2 separate regions of the Mus musculus genome follow, and region 1 is linked to region 2. The links are chromatin contacts, found by Hi-C or POLR2A ChIA-PET in ENCODE. All regions are on one chromosome and are shown on one strand. Each heading gives the region's core, a stretch centred on a gene start or an enhancer-like site at or near the end of the contact. The rest is flanking DNA. Distances are from core to core; before and after follow the strand shown.

What was found. Hi-C counts contacts between places; a loop is a spot of excess contacts on that map. ChIA-PET counts read pairs that join two places held with the same protein, here RNA polymerase II (POLR2A).
Region 1: a map of heart shows a loop between it and region 2 (4-fold over the local background). The contact joins the promoter of Arhgap19 here to the promoter of Frat2 in region 2. A Hi-C loop is called at or near these places in 10 of 37 maps with a recorded cell type or tissue (adrenal gland, gastrocnemius, heart and 1 more). POLR2A ChIA-PET finds 5 or more read pairs at or near these places in 2 of 5 experiments (Patski and embryonic stem cell).

The regions. Positions count from the first base shown.
Region 1 is chr19:41,800,792-41,803,491 of GRCm38, reverse strand. It overlaps Arhgap19 (Rho GTPase activating protein 19), which reads left to right and starts at 1,408. Exons shown (of 12, transcript NM_027667.3): 1 at 1,408-1,520. The coding sequence starts at 1,465.
Region 2 is chr19:41,846,682-41,849,381 of GRCm38, reverse strand. Frat2 (frequently rearranged in advanced T cell lymphomas 2) reads left to right here and starts at 1,250. Exons shown (of 1, transcript NM_177603.3): 1 at 1,250-2,700. The coding sequence starts at 1,471. The coding sequence ends at 2,166.

The DNA.
Region 1 (2,700 bases), core at 159-2,658, 46 kb after region 2:
CTGCAAGGGGAAACCCGCGGAGGGTGGCGGCCTCTGCTGGGGTGAAAAGCGGCAGAAGCTCAGCGGGTTTTGTATAGGGTTTCTTGGTGGGGCGGGACAGGCGATGAAGACAGAGCTTTCCAGGGTGTCCAGGGAGGGAGTGGTGGGATTTTTGTGGCCTGATTTTGGGGCAATTCTAGGGGTTGGTGGGAATTTTGTGCTCAGGGATTGGTGGGATTCTGTTTCTTGGCCCTGATTTTGAGCTTGGGGTCAAGATAGGGTCAAGGTTGCCTGGTCTGGGGGTCAAGTCAGGGTCACAATGTTCTTTCCCTTCACTTTTTACTCTCTACCATCTATATTTTTTGCTTTTAGAAAAGATTTTATGTGTCTCTGTGCATCTGTGCGCATGTGCCCCGGAGGCCAGCTCTGGAGGCTATAGGAAGGCAATCAGTCCTTTGGAACTGGACTCACTGTCTGGCCCTTGTGAACCTTTCAATGCAGGGAATCAAACTCTAGTCTTCAGGAAAAGCAGCAAGTGTTCTTAGAACCACGGAACCATCTCTAGCTGCCCCTTATTGTTAATTGTGAATTTCATATATCAATACCATGTTTTTTTTTTTTTTTTTTTTTTTTCCACCTGCCTCTGCCTCCCAAGTGCTGGGATTAAAGGTATACGCCACCACTGCCTGGCTTAGTCACATTTTCTTGTTGGCCTGAAGTCACCCAAGGAGGCTTGTTTGGATGACCCAAAATTTGCCTCTCTATTCTAGCCAGTGCTTTTGGTGTCTTTATACTGACTTTCCCCCTCCCCCAAATATGTACCCTGAAGATCAGCCCCTGCATACATACACACACACATACATACATTCATACATAAATACATACATACATACACACATACATATATACACACACAAGAGTTTACTTAGGGTAGCTTACAGGAACGTATGCAATTTACCACTGATTATATACCATTGAAGAAAATGCCTTTTCTTCCCTTTTACTAAGCCTATGGATCTTGGGGGTGGGGTGAATGGGGGTTTAAGTGAGTGAGGGGTGATGAGCCCTTTTCCCTAGCAACCGTTAACTGCCTACCGAACTGGGGGATGGGCAGGGCCTCAAGAACCTTTTCTCTTCAAGTGACTTTAAAAACCGACAGTTTTGTAACTCAGAGATTTACCTAGCGGGGAGGGGAGCGCAGCCAGGAATTTGTGACTTGATCCGCGGAACTACATGGGTTAATCAAAACGAGAAACTACATCTCCCGGTAGGCCTCGGGCAGGTGTTTCTCCTGCCCTTTCGTTGGTTCTGTGCTACCAATGACAGTTAGATATTTGAATAGACCAATAGTAGCATGGAACGGTTCTTATTTAGGCGGGGCCATAGGTTCGTCCAATCGTACAGGACTTAGAAAACCATCCTAGCCAATCTAAGGGCTAAGGGGCGGTGCCTGAGGCGGGGCTGCAGACCAAGCTGCCGCGGAAGATGGCGGCTGAGGCGCCGAGTGGAGGGGAGGCGCCGGTCTGCGACTCTGGCCGGAGGTGAGCCAAGTTTTCCGTCCTGCTGCCTAGGAGACGGGACTGTGGGCTAGCGATGTCGCCGCCCTGCCCTTGAGTCACCGTGGTCCACAGGCCCGGGCTTTGTTCCTCTCTCCCGTGGTGTCTACGCCGACGCGCCTGCGGGGGCTGAGGCGGGTCTTTGCGGTCCGTGCTTCCCGCTGCGCTGCTCTCCGCGAGTCCCACGGCCGTGTGTGGAGCCCTCCCGACGCTCTGGCTGCAGACCCCCGGGCCACGGTCATGGTGTCTGCCCTGGCGCCGAGCGTTTTGAGTGGCAACTGAAGCCCAGAGCGGTTTAGAGAATCCCACAACGCCCCGGGAGCTTTAAATGTCCTTCGTGACAGCCTCTGCGCTTTACTCAGAGCCGCGACTTGAGTGATGGTTAAAAGGGATTTTTGTCCCCTAAGCTGGCTGACCTTTCTCGGCTTCAGCCTTCTTCTGTAAATAAACATAACGATACTTATTTCAGAACCTGGACGGGATGACACAACCTATTTAAAGCGCATAGCACCCATCCTGGCAAACACTTCAAAATACGATAGATTTTTATGTTTCCTTGAAATTGTGATCTCATTTCTTCTTTCTGGAACGAGTACTGTCCCTGTCATAAAGTCGAGCCTTTCTTAACCGATTACAAACAAATATTTGGAGTCTGACACACTCCAATAGAATGAGATTACTTACATTGTCAGAGAGTATGATCAATGCTATGCTTTGGTACGGAGTTAGTACAGAACAGAAGAACCAAGAATTTTGGGAAACCGAGTTTGTGAGCCTGATTTTTCCTGAGCCCTGATGGGCTTGTGTGGGTATTGTTACTGTTTTGTATGGAGGAGTTTTCCACTCTTTGACCTTTTATTTCTCCCGGGAACTGTGCCCGTGGGTTGATAAATGTCATTAGATTATCTCTCCTCCGACTCGAAAATCCTGAATTGTAATGAAAATGAGGACAAATGAAATACTGTTCTACAGCAAGAGGACTTAGAATTCTTCCTTGAGGCTGCTGTCAACTGAATGTAAAATTTGAAACTGTTAACTATCTGACCAACACAGTTTTCTCTGAATCTGAAACCCTCTATTGTCGTTACTGAGACAGGTTCTTGCTAAGTACCTCGGCTGGACTGGAACTCCCAGTCTCGTTTCAGCTACCCGTGTACTTGTCAAT
Region 2 (2,700 bases), core at 1-2,500:
CAGGGTGAGTTCCAGGACAGCAGGGCTACTCAGAGAAACCCAGTCTAAAAAAAAAAAAAAAAACCAACCAGGCAGTGGTGACGCATGCTTTTAATCCCAGCACTTGGGAGGCAGAAGCAGGTGGATTTCTGAGTTCGAGGCCAGCCTGGTCTACGGAGTGAGTTTCGGGACAGTCAGGGATACACAAAGAAACCCTGTCTCGAAAAACCAAAATAAATAGATAAATAACCATAACCAAAACCAAACCAAACCAAAAAAAAAATATATATATATATATAACAGGCAAACTGAAAAATGTCAATTTCACCTGTAACATGACTCATATACACAATAAGGTTTTCAATGACTAAATTCTAGTCGTTTCAATGAATGACGTATATCACATATTAATAAGAGTGTATTCACCCAGTTCTAGGTTTTCCATACATATTACAAAAAATAAAAGGGCCAAACTAAAAAAAACTCTTATCCTTTGACCTAAAACTCCACTCTTAGGAATGTACTCTGAAAAATGAATCATAAATTTGGAAAAGTTTTATGGGAAAGAGCATTAGTCACACACTTACTACAACGGCGAACTCAGAGAAACAGCAACCGTTGAAGGAATTTAAACAATTACAAGTACTTAATGGAAACTTACGTAATCGGTACAGTGTTTTCAAAGCGCGTGCAGTCACCGGAAAAAGCGTTTATAATTTAATGCGACTGCAATGCTTTTGTGTGTGGCTGTATAATGTACAAAGAGGAGGATGAAGGGGGGGGGGGGAAGCCTGTTAATCTCGTTTGAATCCTATGGTTACGAGAACATTTTCGTTTGAACTACAAAAAAAGTCAATTCGATGTAGCTCTGAGAAACCGGAGCAAGTCTGAGAAGCTCTGACCACAGGGTCGGCTTCCCAACCGTCGGGGTCGCCCCTCCCCGGGCCAGCGCAGGCGTTACCCACACGTGGGGCTGGAGCGGGCGCGGCAGAGGAGGGGCTGGGTGTGCTGGGGGTGTGTCCGCGAGTGGGAGCAGCCAATTGGCAGTCGCCGAGGGTGCCTCCTAGGACCGAGAGGTCCTAGGACCTGGGCTCGGCGAAGTCGGTGCCCCGTCCCCGGAATCGCTCGCAACCATATAAACTATCTCTGGGCAGACAGTGTGGGCAGTGGTCTCGCACGGTTTGCGCCGTCCCGCGCCCCTAAGTCTTCTAGCGAACGTCTCCCCCCACGGTCGCGCGCGGTGGTAGGAGCCGCGCGACGTCACCCATTGTTTACAAATCAACCCAAGCCGGCAGCGTTCCGGCTCCCGCGGCTCTAAGGCGCGCGGTACCTCTGCCCGGTGGTCCCGGCTTCCGCATCCCCAGGCTCGGCCCCCTCCTGGCCCGGCTTGGGCCTCCGCCGCGCTCCCGCCCCAGCCGCGGCTCGCCGAGCCCGCGGCCAACCGAGCTGCCAGCGACGCCCGCACAGCCGCGGGGGCCCGGGCGGGGGGCCATGCCTTGCCGGAGAGAGGAGGAGGAGGAAGCCGGCGACGAGGCAGAGGGGGAGGAGGACGACGACAGCTTCCTCCTGCTGCAGCAGTCGGTGACTCTGGGCGGCTCGACCGACGTGGATCGGCTCATCGTCCAGATCGGCGAGACGCTGCAGCTGGACACGGCGCACGATCGCCCGGCCTCGCCGTGTGCCGCCCCGGGTCCCCCACCCGCGCCTCCGCGGGTCCTGGCGGCGCTGTCGGCGGACAAGACCGGGACCCCAGCGAGGCGGCTGCTGCGGCCGACGGGGTCAGCAGAGACCGGGGACCCTGCGCCTCCGGGGGCCGTGCGCTGCGTGCTGGGGGAGCGCGGGCGTGTGCGGGGCCGATCGGCGCCCTACTGCGTTGCGGAGATCGCCCCGGGTGCCAGCGCGCTTCCCGGGCCGGGGCGGCGAGGGTGGCTCCCCGGCTCCGTGGCTTCTCACCGAATCCAGCAGCGGCGGTGGACAGCAGGCGGAGCGCGCGCGGCCGACGACGACCCGCACCGGCTCCTGCAGCAGCTCGTGCTCTCCGGAAACCTCATCAAGGAGGCGGTGCGCAGACTCCAGCGAGCGGTCGCCGCGGTTGCGGCCACGAGCCCCGCGAGCGCTCCGGGGTCCGGGGGTGGCCGAAGCGGACCGGACTCAGTCACTCTGCAGCCCTCGGGCGCCTGGCTCTGACAGGGGATCCCTGGAGGAGGAAGAGGACGCCGCTACGCTGATCCAACAGTGTCTTGCCCGGGACTGTGCGGAGCAGGAGCTGTCGTCCATCCCTCGGGCTACAGCCTCAAAGTTACCGGCCGCGAGAGGCTGTTAGAGAAAACGGACTCTACTGAGTAGCACCAGCAGCCGAGGACCTGGGATCTACCGGTTGAACTGTGGCAGCTACTTAATCCACTTGGACCTGACTTAGCCCTTATCGTGTGCTTGGATTGTTTATAGATGTGGCTCGCAGGGGCGGGAATCGGGAGGGCTTCTAACAATACTTGAAAAACCAATAGTAGATATGATCTCGTTATTTTCGGGTACAGAAGCTTTCTGAATATGGTGCTACAATTGCAGAGCAGAGCGGTTCTAGGGTGAAGAACATAAGTTGGCAGATTTATGTTGGTGGGTTGACAACGCTTGCTTTCCCCTGCTTAATTTGTGATTATGAAGGTTGGGGACCTGGTTGGTGAATTCTTGAAGGTGGGGAGAGATGAGTTTAAATGGGGA